2 separate regions of the Mus musculus genome follow, and region 2 is linked to region 1. A link is a loop called in an ENCODE intact Hi-C map of the cell type or tissue named here. Cell type or tissue: heart. All regions are shown on one strand.

Evidence for each region. Peaks named below come from ENCODE experiments on the same cell type or tissue, not always from the same donor. Only the 100,000 strongest peaks of a DNase experiment are listed, where the experiment ranks them.
Region 2: it touches region 1 in a loop (2.2-fold over the local background); 2 of 42 quality-filtered maps call a loop at or near these places.

The regions. Positions count from the first base shown.
Region 1 is chr11:65,713,431-65,721,430 of GRCm38, reverse strand. Map2k4 (mitogen-activated protein kinase kinase 4) reads left to right here. Exons shown (of 11, transcript NM_009157.5): 4 at 1,828-1,947. Among named protein-coding and RNA genes, the nearest start is that of Mir744, 17 kb to the left of the region's middle. In heart, no CTCF peak of the experiment used is centred here; no DNase peak of the experiment used is centred here.
Region 2 is chr11:65,803,946-65,811,945 of GRCm38, reverse strand. Zkscan6 (zinc finger with KRAB and SCAN domains 6) reads right to left here and starts at 4,771. Exons shown (of 7, transcript NM_001302374.1): 1 at 4,685-4,771. In heart, no CTCF peak of the experiment used is centred here; a DNase peak (open chromatin) is centred at 4,815; H3K4me3 peaks cover 2,179 bases; H3K27ac peaks cover 1,629 bases.

The sequences.
Region 1 (8,000 bases):
TAATAATTAAGAAAAAAAACTTGAATAGTAAAAATTCATAAACTACTGCATAGAAATCTTTCTCAACCAGAGGGTAGTTTGAGATTTCTCTTCTTCTTTTATTTATCAACTCTTTGTTTTAAATTCAGATATGTGGAAATAAGAAAATTCCTTGAAAAAAAATCATGTTGACTACTTCTACAACCACCCAACCAACTTGTATTTTAAAATAGAAAGAAAAGTTAATTCAAATACTTACTGATTATTAATTATTAATTAAAATGATCTCTGCCATATTTTGAACAAATATAAACCACTTGTCTGCTTACTTAGACTTTTAACAAATATTCTTTTGGAGCAAGATAATAATGTTGATTTAGAAGCAAAGTCATTCTTATCACACTGAAAATATGAACACAAGAGTGAAAGAAAGAAAAGGTTCTCACCTCTGAGGGGACTAGTTATCTTTTCTGTCTCCCATTCTTACTTTTAACTTTATTTCTATGACTGTGGTGTTCAGTGTAACATTTTAAATTAAAGTCAAGACATTTCATTTGGTATGAAACACCTTAGATAGCAAGGTATGCGTTTTAGTAAATACATTTTTAAAGTACATATTTGGAGAATATGGGATTGATGCCTGGTGTAGTGTCAAAACATAAAACTGAGAGAACCCACTTCTGTTCTTTAACTGCTTGTTCTCGTGTCACATGAAATACTCTTTTGTATCTCTGCCTCTGGTTTCTCTTCTGTAAAATTGGCTCAAGAATTTAATTGACTGCCTTCACTCCTTGCAAGAACATTGAGGACAGATACCTCGAAGTCTTGGAGGACAAAATGCTACCTTGTATATTTTTTGATACTAACTTACCTTGTAAGTATGTGCTTTGTGTTGTGTACAGTGACACAGTGTGACATTGTGAACTTTTTTTTAAATGAGAATAAAACTACTTTGCATGCTTTAATGTTAAACTGTATTTCCATTATTAATGTCATATATTTTCTGAACTTGATTCTGTTCTATCTTACTTACTAGTACAGTGGGGAATGTTCATTTGAAATCATGTGTATTTTATAAGATTTATGATTTTACATATAAGATCTTATGTATTTTATAAATCTTATATAGTTTGGTTAGGACCCTGCTCCAGATCTGTACTATACAGAGGACTGTCTTTTCAGCTTAGGAGTGGACAAAAGGAGTCCTCTGTTTCTCCACTTTAGGATTTCCTCCAGGTTACACTGACCTGCATGCAGAACCATGAATAGAAAGTGGGGAAAACTTCCTGTTTTCAACATAGAGGAAGTTCAGTGAAGGAAGGGCAGTCCGGATTTGAAAGGCTTGAATTCTCATCTGTATGCTCCCCATTCCAGTCCTCATCTTTTCTGTCCTGGACTGTTTCCCATCTCAATCTAGTGAATGAAGATGCTGCTAGGTAGTTAAGAAGGCTGTTGTTGCATTGCATGCTAGAGCCTATACAATTCTGAGATGATGGTTAAAAATATATTTGTGTGAAGGAGCCTACAATTAGTCATGTGAAAACTTCTATACTCTGATTTTCTTTGTATTTGCATGTGGGCATAATTCTCAGAGCCTCAGAGAGTTATTGTGTAAGCCTCACCACCATTAGTGAATGTGTGACTTAGAGTCCTGTGCCCTTAAAAGAATTTCTGAGTGCTTTTTTGTTGTGTGATCAAACTTACAATTATAAAGTATAAGGAAACATGATAATTTTCTAGCCTGGTTAATATTGTGAGGTTTAGTAATTTTCAGTACTACGGAAAAGGTTTTACTCCAGTTTCTAAAACTATTCTGTTTGCATGACATCTGTTGTTATTCTTTTCCAGAGAATTCGGTCAACTGTGGATGAAAAAGAACAAAAACAACTTCTCATGGATTTGGATGTAGTAATGCGGAGTAGTGATTGCCCATACATTGTTCAGTTCTATGGTGCACTCTTCAGAGAGGTATGGGGAAACGGCTTGGGTTTTAGCTGGTAAATGCATATCTAACTTGGATGAGTAAGAGGAGGTAGGATTAATTCTACATTAATAACAAAGTTGCCTCTTGTTATAGTACAGAACCATCCTCGTTAACTTGCAGGTTCTTTCTGCTTGGGATTGTTTTGGAATGCCACTGAAGTTTAGACTTAAAGCTTCTTATAGTAACATCTATCTAGCCATATGTAAATATTTCTGTGTCTTTGTGGTTGCTGCTTCTGACTGCCATTGGTTTTTTTTCCTTTATGTTTTCTATTAAGGATGTGACACAGCTCTGTGTCAGTACTTCAATGTAGATTTTTAAGAATTATTTTGTTTAATTTGGTGGGGGGGGCGGTTAGTAATGAAATGTGTGTTATGGTTTTTAAAAAATACATTTTTCCTAAAATAGACTTTGTCACTTTCCCCCTTGCCTTTCCTCCCACTAGCCTCCTTTATAAGTGTATTTCATTACAGTTTGTTCTTTTTTTGTCCCACCCACCTGTCCTTCCCTCATTCCCTTCCTCCTTCTGGCTGATCACCTTCCATTTTCTAATGGTCCCTCTTTCTGTTCTCCTGTCAGTGTCTCATTACATTGTCCTGTTCGCTTCACCCTTACCTTTCGACCTCTTCCTCTCCTCTAAGTTCCTTTTCTACTTCTAGTGTGTGGTGTGTGTGCCTGTGCGCATGTGCTCGCGTGTCTGTCTGTCTATCTTTTATGTGTGGCAAAAAATATGCAGCCTTTGCCTTCTGAATCTGGCTCATTTTGCGTCATATGATTATCCAGTTTTATCCACTTTTCTTGTGTAGGCTGTAATTTCATTCTTTACAAAAGAATTCCATTTGTGTTTGTACCATATTTTTAAAAATCCATTCATCTGTTTGTAGACGTCAAAGCTGGTTCCGTACCTTGACTGTGAACAGTGCAACAAAGATGTGAATATGCTAGCAGCTCTGATAGGCTGACTTAGATCTTCAGACCTAAGAGCAGGGATGGCTGGAGCATCTGGTGCTTCTACTGCTTCTGTGTTGAGGGGCCTCCATACTGTTGCCAACAGTTTATAAGGGTTACTCTGTTTCAGCATCGCCATCAGCATTTGTTTTCTTGATGACAGCCATTTTGACAAGTTGAGATACAACTTCAAAGCAGTTTGAATTTGTATTTCCTTGATGGCTACACATTTTGAAAACTCTTTTTTAAATGTTTCTTGGCCATTTATATTTCTTCCTTCGAGAACTATTTATTAGCTTACTCATGGATTAGGTGGTTTTTTTTATTTTGTTGTTAGTGTTTATTTTTTTGAAGTTCTTTATAGATTCTAGATAGCAATTCCCCTGTCAGTTATATCACCAACACAGACTTTCCCCATTCAAAACGTGGTCTCTTTGCTCTGTTCATAGATTGCTTTGGCATGTAGAACCTTTTTAATTTCATGTAACCCCGTTTGTCAGTTCTTACATGCTGCTGGAGACTGTGTTTAAAAAAACCTTGCCTGCACCTCTCTGCTTGGAATATTCTGAATATTTTGTTTGTTTTCCTTTAGCAGCTACAGGTCTTAGATTAAGGTCCTTGCTTTATTCTGTCTGTATTGTATTGCTTGTTTTTTGTTGTTGTTCAGAATGGAAAATGTAGAAGAAGAAAAGTTTTTTTCTTTTACATTGAATATCCAGTTTATTGGCACTATTTGTTGAAGAGGGTTCTTTTGTAATTACATTTTTAACACATTTAATCTAAGATTTGATGGCTGTAGCTTTCTGGATTTATTTCTGGGTTCTGTCTTGTAGACCATTAGTGTCTGTGCAGTACAATTATTTTTGTCAATTGAGACTCTGTGGTATAGTTTTAGGTCAGATATTAGGATGTCTCTAGCATTGTTCTACATAGTATTACTTAGTATTCATCTATTTGTTAGCTGTTTGTTTGTTTGTTTGTTTTGCTTTTCTTACTAGTTTGTTTGTTTTGCTTTTCTTACTAGTTTTATGTGAAATTCCACTGACATTTTTAGATGGAGACTGTCTTAGTTAGGGTTACTATTGCAGTGATAACAACACCATGACCAAAAGCAACTTGGGAAGGAATGGGGTTATTTCACTCACAGTTCCATACAACAGTTCATCATCAAAAGCAGTGAGGGCAGGAACTCAAGCAGGGCAGGAGCCTGGAGGCAGGAGCTGATGGAGGCAGGCCATGGGGATGAGGAGGAGAGGGCTTGCTTCCTATGGTATTTCTAAGCCTGCTCTTTTATAGAACCCAGGACCACTAGCATGGGGTGGCCTCACCCATAATGGTCTGGCTCCCCCCCCCCCCCCCATAAATCATTTATTAAGAAAAAGCCCTTCAGACATTTTCTCAATTGAGACTTCCCTCCTCTCTGATGATGCTAGCATGTGCCAAGGTAAAGCCAGGCAGAGCAGGGATTATGCTGAGCCTGTGATTTGCTTTGGGTCCTGTATATCTAATCTTCACAACGTTAATTCTGCCAGTCTGTGTGCTTGAGCGGTCTTTCTACCTTCTAATATAGTCTTGAGTTTCCTCCAGGCTTTCACGTTTATCCTTTTGATTAGGGTTATTCACAGGTATTTTATTATTTACTTTTAGAAACTGTGATGAATAAGGTTTTGTTTTTTGTTTTGTTGCACCCATTTTTTTTTTCTGGACAAATTTATTACTGGTATATAGTATAATTGAAGAATACAAAATGCAGTTTATGTCTTAGTTACTTTTTGATTGCTGTGGAAAAAAATACCATGACCAAGGCAACTTACAGAAGAAAGAGGTTTGGGTACCTTATAGTTTCAGAGGGTTAGAGTTCATGACCATCGTGGTGGGGAACATGATAACATTCAGCTAGGTGTGAGCATGGTGCCTGAGAGGTAAGAGCTTACATCCTTATCAGCATGCAGCAGATAGAGAGAGCTAATTGGGAATGGCATGGCCTTTTCAAACCTCAAAGCTCACACCTAGTGACACATCTCCTTTAACAAGTCACACCTAATCCTTCCCAAATAATTCCACCACCTGGGGATCAAGTGGTCAAATATATGACTATGGAGGTCACTCTCATTTGAACAGTGGAAGCTACTTTACTATGTTTATCACATCTAGGGTTTTCTGGTGGCATCTGTAGGGTCTTGTTTTGTTTTGTTTTGTTTTGTTTTCAAGACAGGGTTTCTCTGTGTAGCCTTGGCTCTCCTGGAACTCACTTTGTAGACCAGGCTGGCCTCGAATTCAGAAATCCCCCTGCCTCTGCCTCCCAAGTGCTGGGATCGCTGTAAGGTCTTTTAAAAATAGGATCATTTCAGCTAGGCATGATGGTGCATACCTTTAAATCCAAGGACTTGAGAGGCAGAGGCAGGCTGCTTTTTTTTAAGTTTGGGGCTAAGCTGATCTACAGTTTTACTTCTAGGACAGCCAGGACTATAGAGAGAATTTCTTGGGGGATCATGTCCTCTATAAATAAGGATTGTTTTGCTTCTTTTAATTTTCTTTCTTTTCTCTCAGTGTTCAGCTAAGACTTTCAGCATTACATCAAAGGAGAGTGGGCAACCTTCTTTCTTTTCTGATGTTAGAGGAAATGCAACCAGTTTCTCTTAATTCACAATAGTTTTGACTATAAATTTGTCCTGTATGCCCTAGGCTGTGCTCAGCTATGTTGCTTCCAAGTTTAATTTCTTATGGGCTTTCATCCTGAAGAAATGTTGCACTTGTCAAAAGGTTGTTTGCATCTATTGAGATGATCATGTAGTTCTCTCCTTGAGTCTTATTTATAGGCAGTATTTCATTGCATGAAGTGCTTGAATGGTAAGTGTCCCGCATAAGCTCAGGCATTGGATGCTTTGTCCCCAGTTCCAGCTGGCAGCACTGTTCAGAGCGTTTTAGAAGGTAGGGCCTCTCTAGAGGCAGCATGTCACTGGGAACAGGCTTTAAACGTCTATAGTCAGACTCTACTGAAAGTAAACTTTCTGCTTCATGCTTGTGCTTAAAGATGTAAGCTCTGGGTTTCCTGCTTCTGCTGCCTACCACCATGCTGGGCTCTCTCTGGAACTGTAATTCAGTGGCTATGGAGTTTTATAACAGCAACAGAAAAGTAACTAGTATGTATAAATATGTGTATGAAACAATCCTTACATTACTGGACTGAAAACAGCTTGGTATTTATGGGTTTTTGAATTGAGTTTGCAAGTATTTTATTGAAAATATTATGTGTATATGTGGGTTTGGTGCATTTGGAATGGCAGCTTTATAGAATGAGTTTGCTGTTTCTTCCTTCCTATTTCATGGAACAGTCTGAGGATGCTGGTGGTGGCTCCTCTGTAGAGGCTTGATTGAATTCAAACATTCAGGCTTCCAATTCTGGGCTTCTCCTTGTTGGGAGATTTTATTACCATAAACAGAAGGTGCTGGCCTCCCAGGATCTCAGCATCAGGGCTCTTTCTACCTTTGAGATTACTTTACTTCTGGTGGGGGCCTGTAGTTTTCTCTAATAAAAAGCTCTAGTGAATCTACTGGTGTCATGAAATCAAAATAAGATTGAGTATGTGTTTTGGTGAAGAGTTTTGATTTTCTGTGAGAGCTGTTCTCCGAGAACACTGTAGAAAGAAAATGTAAACATACTTTATCATAGACATGTTCCCCAGTTGTCTAATGACAAATGCCCTAGCCATTCATCCCAGCATTCTTCAGTGTGTGCTCGTCACATTTGTTAGTCAAATATGCTTGTGCTGTGAGGGCTAAATTAGTGACAGCATAAAAGTTGTTGACAATGATTTGGTCGTTAGCTGGTAGTAGCTTTTCTACTTTGGTCAGTGCTCTGTGCCCTGTTCAGATGAGCCTGCTGAGGCCTTCACTTTCTCACACCCCTCCTGCTTTCCTCTATTATTACCTCAGTGTCCAGAAATGGAACTTAAGATACTCTTTTTAGTGTTGTGTACCATTCTGAGCTTAGCGTTCTCCAGTTTTTGTTTTTTTCTATCTGTGTTTATTGAATATTAAAGATATTCCTAGAAATAGGGTGATTCTATCAAATGTCAGTATGGCTACAGTAGGTGCCCCTTACCTGCAACAGGTACATCCCAACAAATCCAGCGGGTGCCTGAGACCTCTCATACTACCAATCTATATATGGTTTATTCTTGCATATATACATGTGAAAAAATTCAACAGAATATTGGGAAAGTAAATGATAATCATAATTTTACTAATCATACGGTGTAACAATTCTAATACCGTAGCAATACTTGAAGTGCAGCACTGTGATCCTATGGCAGTTACTCTGATAACTGACTTGGTTACTGTAGAAAGATGGCTACATGGGGTGCCTATACCAGGTACTATAGAAAGCGTGTTACATAGGATAAAATGATGACTCACACCCGTGGTGGATGGGGTAGGACATCACAGGGTGTTATCACCTATGCACATAAACAACAGTTTGACTTATCACTAGACCACTGTACTGTTATCAGATCACATCGACTACAAGAAAGCAGGGACTTCTTCCTGTGTTGTGTCTTCATGATAAGATTGCTTTCATACACTGGTTTAATTATATTGATTTATTGGAGACAAACATAAAAATGAGCAGTTATACATTTTTAGACAGTGCTAAGTGTAAGTGTTTCTGCGTCAATGGAATCCTGGGATTCAGAAGCCAAGGAACCACACAGCTCTGAGGTGGGACAGCATCCCACAGGAACCACACAGCTCTGAGGATACTCAGCAAAGGTGTTGCAGCTTCCAGGGCAGGTATCTCCAGCTGAACTGATGAGCAACTTCGGAGCCTCAGCCCTGCTCCTTCTTCGCTTCTTTTCTTTGCTTCTTTTCTTCTCAGCTTCTTACAATAAGAAAGTCACTCCAGGCCATAAATCTCATAAAGGAGATTTACTGAAGCGAAGAATCTAGGAGGAGAAGAAGGAGGGGGGATGAATCCAGGGAGCCCTCTGCTAGTAGTAGTGTGCAGCAGGGGATTGGACAAAGGGCAGTGCTTATATAGGATTTCTGAGGGGGCAGAGCTTTTCAGAGCAGAGATTTCCAGATTGGA
Region 2 (8,000 bases), 91 kb before region 1:
TAGGTAGAATGCAAGTCCACCATACATGAGGCTCTGGGCTCAGTCCTCCTTAAAGCATACACATGCACACACACACCACACACTCACACACCACACACAGTCCACACTAAGCACACACCACACACACACACAGACACACATGCACACACATACACACACTGCAGACTCATGCACAGACACACACACACATACACCATGCACACATATAAAGGCATATACAGACACATACACCACACATACATGCACCACAAACACATACTGCACATACCATACATGCCACATGCACACACAGCCATGAACAAATTTTTCAAAAAGAACTCAGAAAATTTGTCACTAGTGAATTTCCACTACAAGAATAAAGGTCATTCATTCCTCCTACTGCTAGAAAACTCCTATCTTCAGAAAAGAATAAAAAGAAGCAAAAACAGTCAATGTCTGGTGAATACAAATGCTATATATTTTTTTAATTCTGATAACCTCCTTCAAAGGCAGATGAGGGCTTGTGAGATGGCTCAGCAGGCCAAGTCACTTGCTGCTAAGCCTGACAACCTGAGTTCAGCCTCTGGGACCCACACAGTAGGAGAGAACTGAATTCCTCCTGTTGTGCTCTGACTCCACGTGTGCACTGTGTACAGCCACATACATATACGAATAAAACATGTCAGGGTTGGAGAGATGGCTCAGCGGTTAAGAGCACTGACTGCTCTTTCAGAGGTCCTGAGTTCAATTCCCAGCAACCACATGGTGGCTCACAACCATCTGCAATGGGATCTGATGCCCTCTTCTGGTGTGTCTGAAAAGAGCAAAAGTGTACTGATGTATAAAACAAATACAAAATGATGTCATTTAAGGTTTTCAGAAAATAGTAGCCTAAGAGATATTAAAATTGCATGGGGAGGACACATTTAACGAATCCGTTTTGTTAATATAGATGTGACTTTCCAAATCGGAAAAAGAAAATCTGAAGCAATTGGGTGTGAAGGGGTGCCAGGTAGGAAGTGGGGAGGGTCAAGTAAGAGGTGAGAACCGGCAGATCTGAACTGGGCTATAAAAACTGGCACAATGACAGAGACCCTGAGAGGTTAAACTCTACGTAAAGCTTAAGGATGCATAGTGTTAGCACTGGCTCATCTTCTGACGACTCAGGACCCAGGCTCCGTACCTAGCACCCACAAAGTGACCCACAGTTATCTGGAACTCCAGTTTGAAGGGATCCAACACCCTCTTCTAGCCTCCTCTGCTGCACCCAGCACACAAAGGTGCACAAACATGCATGCAAGCAAAAAGCTCATATATACATAAAAAATAACTTACTTAAAACATAACAAAAAAAAACAGAAATATCACAGGAAAAGAGAAAAATTGTGATGGAAAACAAGACAATGCAGTAGAGTAAAAGCCAACATCTATAAACTACATTAAGTGTAAACGGGACAAACATTCACACTACAAGACAGAGCTTTCAGATTTAAAGAGCAAGACCTAGATATATGCTATCTGAAAGAGACATTGTAAATATAAAGACACGATAACCTGACATGTAGCCAGGTGATTAAAGCACTTGACTGGCCTGTGTAAAATTCTGGTTTCCATGCGCAGCACCACAAATTAATTTATTAGGCAGAAGAAATAGTTTAAAAATAAAAATTAAGGAAATGAATATATTTCTGCATGAATACATTTCTATTTAAATTAGACTGTAGTTGGAGAATACATACTTGAAGTTTCCAGTTCTATAAAAACTTGTGCCTACGATTTTTTCATTAGTGTTTCTTATGTGCTTGAACTGAATAAACCACAGATGTTGAGCCTAATTTTGATTGCTACTACAAGGAGCTGGCATAGTATATGAAAACAGAATGTGGCATAAGCATATGAAAACCGGTATGACTACATTAGTATATGTGATCAAGCTGACTGGAAGATCTGTTAGTTTCTCCTGCTGTGAGGAAATACTGTGAACAAAAGCAACTTGTGGGGGAAAGGGTTTCAGGAACACTTTTCACCTAACAGTTAAGCATCCAAAGTGGTTAAGATAAGAACCCAAAAAAGGCAAAGAACCGGGGAGGCAGGAAGAGACCATGGAGACCTTACTTACTGGCTTGTTCAGCCTGCTTTCTTAAAGAACCCAGTACCACTAGGGGTTGCACTCCTCACAACGGGCTGGGCCCTCCCTCATTACTAATTAAGAAAATGCCCTATAGGTTTGCCTATAGCCCTATCTTAATGGAGACAATTTCTCAATTGAGGTCCCTTCAGTTGACGATAGCTTGTGCCAACTTGACATAAAACTAGCCAACACAAAGACAAAGGAGGGGGTTGTCATTTCATTTTGAGAAATGTGTTGGCTCATCAATAATAAATAGTGTAGCTACAATAGTACTAACCAAAACAAACAAACAAACAAACAAACAAACAAACAAAAAAGATGGCATGTCATTAAAATAGATGGGTCAGAACATCAAGAAATAGAAGTGTAGACACACCTAGTATCAATTTTTTTGTTGATTATTTGGTATGTGTTTGAGGATAGGTGTTTGGGGCTGTCGCTGTTTTGAGATAGGGTCTGTCTCTGGAGCAGAGTCTAGCCTGGAATTCAAGACAATCACACTGCATGCATCAGCCTCCCCAATGCTGATATTAAAGGAGTGAGGTGCTGTCCTGACTTCTAGTACCCACCAAAGCTAAACCCCACAGCTCTAGTATGCTTAATGAAGTCCATAAGAAATATTCAGGAAAACAAACCATGTACACACATTTCATACAATTGGAAACTTCAAGTATGTATTCTGTAACCACGATATCCTAATTAGAGTTACTATTACTATTATGATGATGAGACATCACAACCAAAAAGCAAGTTGGGAGGAAAGGGTTTATTCAGGTTACACTTCTAGATCATAGTCCATCACTGAAGGAAGTCAGGACAGGAAGGAACTCAACCAGGGCAGGATCCTGGAGGCAGGAGCTGATGCAGTGGCCCTGAAGGAGTGCTGCTTGCTAGCTTCCTCCTCCCAGCCTGCTTTCTTAGAGAACTCTCAAGACCACCAGCCCAGGATGCTATCACTCACAACCCATGGGCCCTTCCCCATCAATCACTAATTAAGGATATACCCTACAGCCAGATCTTAAGGAGGCATTTTCTCAACTAAGGTTCTCTCCATTCAGATGACTCAATCTGACATAAACTAGCCAGGACAGAATGTAATTAAATGAGAAATCAACACCAATAAGGGATCTTGAAATCCCAACTTGTAGAAATTAGTAATCAGTGGTCAAAGACATCGCAATGGAAATTACAATATATTTTCACACAAAATGATCCTGAAATCACAGTTGACCAAATGTTATGAGCTTAGAACAGCAGCTCAAAACCTATGAGTTGAGATCCTTTCATGGGGGGTTACCTAGGATCATGGGAAAACACAGATATTCAAATTATAATCTGTAACAATAGCAAAATTACAGTTATGAAGTAGCAACAAAAAATATTTTATGGTTGGGAGTCACCACCATGAAAAGAACTGCATTAAAGAGTCTCAGCATTAGGAAGGTTGAGAATCACTGGCTTAGGAGGACAACTTTCAAAGAAGGCTCTGTTTTTAGAAATGAAATACACAAAACCCCTTCACTAACTAAATGATTTCCTGAGTTTTACAAAAATAATAAAATTTCAGTCAGTAAAATTTCTACCTGTCAGATTGATCAGAATTAGTTCCTAACACAAATCTGGAGACTATTCAAGAAGCGCTATTCTGGGAAACTAAATCTTACACATTTAAATTGTATATTAATACTACTACTTCATGCAGTAGAGGCCAACTGGTGGCTACCACCCAGGCATCTGTGACAAGGCGTCCATTTACTCAAAATTAAATTACCTTATAGAGAGACGTATGGATTTGTGTCCGGATGAGACTCTACCTCTCACTCCTCACAGAAGAAACTCGTGATTTATCAGTTATATTTGTATTACCGACGCTTTAAGAAATCGAAGTGAAATGCAATTTTTCTATGCACACGTAGGTTGCACACAGGGTTGCACATGTAGGTGGCCCTTTGTTTATCAGACCACTGTAGGCTTTGCTTGTGCCATTGATGACCCTCCTGACAGCCCTGTAAAGTAAGTATTAAAAGTGGGCTGGAGAGATGGCTCAAATCCCAGCAACCACATGGTGGCTCACAACCATCCGTAATGAGACTTGACCCCCTCTTCTAGGGTGTCTGAAGACAGCTACAGTGTACTTACATATAATAATAAATAAATCTTTAAAACAAAAACAAAAACAAAAAACAAAGTTAACAGCTCTGGATCCTCCAGGGCTTCCAAGCAGCAACGTTTCAAGCCCAGGAAGAGCTAGGGCAGCCTTCTGGGGGTTTGCAAGGGGTAGCTGGGGTTATCACTGAGGGCCAGTAACTAGCGGTTAGCCACCTGGCAGTGTCCAACCGGAGTCCGGACAGACCCGATCCCTCTCCTGGGACGAGCAACCCGGAAGAGTCCACTTTCCGTTCCGCCCCGAGTCCCCTCCCCCGCACGCGCCTGCCGTCCGCGAGCGCGACAGGCACGGGGCTGAGACCGCTGTCCCCGCCCCAGCTCGCTCCTGACAGTGCGCGAGCTGAAGCGACTTCAGGTTTGACCCCAGGACTCGGCTAGCCCTCCGATCCGCCCAAACTACGCGCTTACCTCGGCCCTAACCACCCTCACCGAGGCACTTCCGGAAGCTGGACGGCTGCGCGCATCCGCGGCCCTGGCGACGCGCGGCGCCGGGGCGGAGCGAGGGGCGGGGCGGGGCGGGGCGAGTGAGGGACTACCTGAGACCGGCTTTCCTATTGGCTCCCCAAGAAGTGTCCCAGTTCACGACCCGAGTCTGACCCCTCCCCTCGCAGGGAGCAGGGAGCTCCGGGTTCCCACCAGCATTCATTCCTCGAGATCGGGTTTTCTAACCCAGGCTGAGCCTACAGCCTTTTCGCCCATTTTCAGACCGTCCTGCGCTGGGCCACAGCAGTCACCTCTTATCACTAAGCCCAGTTGACAGAAGCCTCCTGTCCAAATCCAGGTATTCAGTCATGAGTAGCTGACAGACAGGACAGCTTTGGAATAGAGATGCGTCCTCCCCCTAGACCATGGTTAGAAGGGTGGACATCTCCGAAGAAACACGGCAGGGGCGAGGGGAGCATGGTATGTGCACACGCCTGAAAAACTGATCAGTAGGAAAGGAACTCAGCGAGTACTCAAAGTAAGTCCTTGGCGCCGAAAGGCTCGCAGTTCCTTAGAAAACCTTTCACAATCCCGGTTAAAGCAATCGGTGAGTCAGACAGACGTCAAGAGACAAACGTAGTTGACAGGTTACGAGTCTGGCAGAGGCGGAAGTGTCTATCACAGGAGAGCTTGGCTGATTGAGCAGAGACATTTAGCTAGAGACTCGCCTCGTGGGTTATTTTCAATTCTGAGGAACTTCACTTCCAAGATCAGGTGGTTTGGTCGGGACCCTAATAAGGTTCCTGTAAAGCGTGTTGGGCTTTAGTTGAACAACATTCAAGGGAGAGCAGAGTAACTCAAACCCTGGAGTTGTGCAATGAGCCTCTGAGAATCTGACTGAAGCTGAGGCTTTTCCCACGGGAAATATGGAGACATGGCTATACACACATTTCCTTCTGAAATTCAGGGAGAGAATAGAGGCAATCTTGGAATCCACAAAATTCAAGCTGACAGTTCTAGTTAGAACTGTCCCTTTAGCTACTTTTTAAAAATTAAGCTGGCAATTGAGGAGAAGCATGACACTCTTTGAACAGACGGAACAAGCAAAACACATTTTAAAAATAGGAAGACATCTAACTTAGCGGAGGAGATAATAGAAAAGTGCCATCTATTTTCATTTACTTCATAAATATTTACCAGCTGCCTTGTCGGAGCCGGATACTATTCCATTCGATAAGGATATAGCAGTGAACTACACATGCAATGCTCTGGCCCTTAAAATACTATTTTGTGAAGAAAGCTGAGCAATAGGTAAATAAATGCACAGGTAATAAGCATGCTGGGTCATGAAAAGTAGGAAAAAATTAATGAGGTAAGACAGGTGGTATTAGAGTTGTATTACAGTTTATGTACCATGAGGGAGGACGAACAGATAAAACAACCTTGAATTGAGACTAGAAGTTAAGGAGCAAACCTAGTGTACAGGGCAAGTTTTCCAGGCTGAGGAAATAACAAACATCTAAGCCTGGAGACAATAAGAAAAAAAAGTAAAGAGCTCTGAGCTCTGAGCTCTGGACCACAGCAGCAAATAGTTCCCACGTAAGAGTACTGAGGGTGCAAGGCAGAATACATGTGCGTGTGTGTACACATATGTATTATGTGTACCTGTGCCAAGGCCTGTGTGTATGGAGGTCAGAAGGCAACTTTAGAAATCAGTTCTGTCTTCCCACCATGTAGGTTCCAGGATTAAACTGAAGCTTTGTCGACCACTGAGTCTTCTTGCCAGCTTGGCGCCTAGGATTTAGTGCATGCTAATCAAGCACTCTATACCAACGGAGCTCTATCCCCAGACCCCAGAGTACATTCATAATCAAATTCTTAATCATAATTTGTAATCAAATACTGTATGTGTAATATAGTAGAATCAAGAGCAATGCTAACTCAATCAGATATGACCAAGAGGCCAGCAAAATATGTATGTGATGCTTACATATATATGTAAATTATACATACAGATTATACATACAGATAATCTATGTAAGGTATATGTGAAGATTATATGTGTGCATATTATGGTGTTTGTGTGTAGTGCTAGAGCATGAAAAAAACTTTTTTGTAGTTTGCACTTATACAAACTATGAAGTTCTTTATGAAATGTTATTAAACCTAATGGAAAATGGGTCCTATTTGGGTCTGAATAGGCAAGAATCAACATATATAAGGTTCCATATGAAACATCTTAATGCTTTCATTGTGAGACTATTGGTTAAAATTATTAAAACTTGAAAACTGCATAATTCGTTTGCAAGAGCTACTGACTTATATGAGGGACTATGGAAGTTAATAGTAACAAATGATATTAAAATATAAATATGTAGCTAATAATGTAACTTATCCATTTGCAGTTTTTGTGAAGTGGTTTTTTTTTTTTTTTTTTTTTTTGGTGTTTTACTTTGACAATGGTTAAAACCACCAAAAATAAACTAAACTTAGAAGGAGGCCTTAACAGTGTCCATATTCCAGAATAGCAAAACAGCATTTGCTCAAATCCAGTGTCTGTTATATTTTAACAAGAACTTTATTTAATAAATATGTGTTTTTCATTCTTACCTTGTCCTTTTGCTTTCTTGCATATTTCATAGATATATAAGCACAGAGGACAGGATAATTACTAGATTAGCTTTAAAATAGTTAACTGACTGACGTGCTTGAACAAAAAGTACAGAAGAAGTACAGAACCTTGTTCTAACTACATTCTGGCCACGCAGCACAGAGTGGGAGCATGTAAAAGCCATATTATTTATGCCTCTCCCCAAATTAGAGTATCTCAGAGGCAATGCCGGCAACTGGATCTTTTAAACAACTGTTTTAACGCAGTTCTGTTGTTACTGATCTGGGGAACAAAACCACAATTCATGATTTTAAAGCTTCATCCATGAGAGCCGGAGAGATGGCTCAGTGGTCAAGAACACATACTGCTCTTGCAGAATACCAGAGTTTGTATCCTCGCACCAATCTTGAGTGACTCACTTGGAGATCTGATGCTCTGTACTCTGAAGCCACCCTTAATGGTATGCATAAACAGACATGTACACATATGTATACATAAAACACATTTAAAAAAAAAAAACAAACCTCACCTTGATCTTCAAAAGACAAATAGGTGTGATTATTTGCAATATTAGTGAGTTTTCAGCAAATGTAATAAATACCCAAGAAATAGTTGGTTTGCAGTTTGGGTTGATTTTGGTCCATCATGGTTTGTCCTTTTAGCTTCAGATCCTGAGGCAAGTTAGCACTT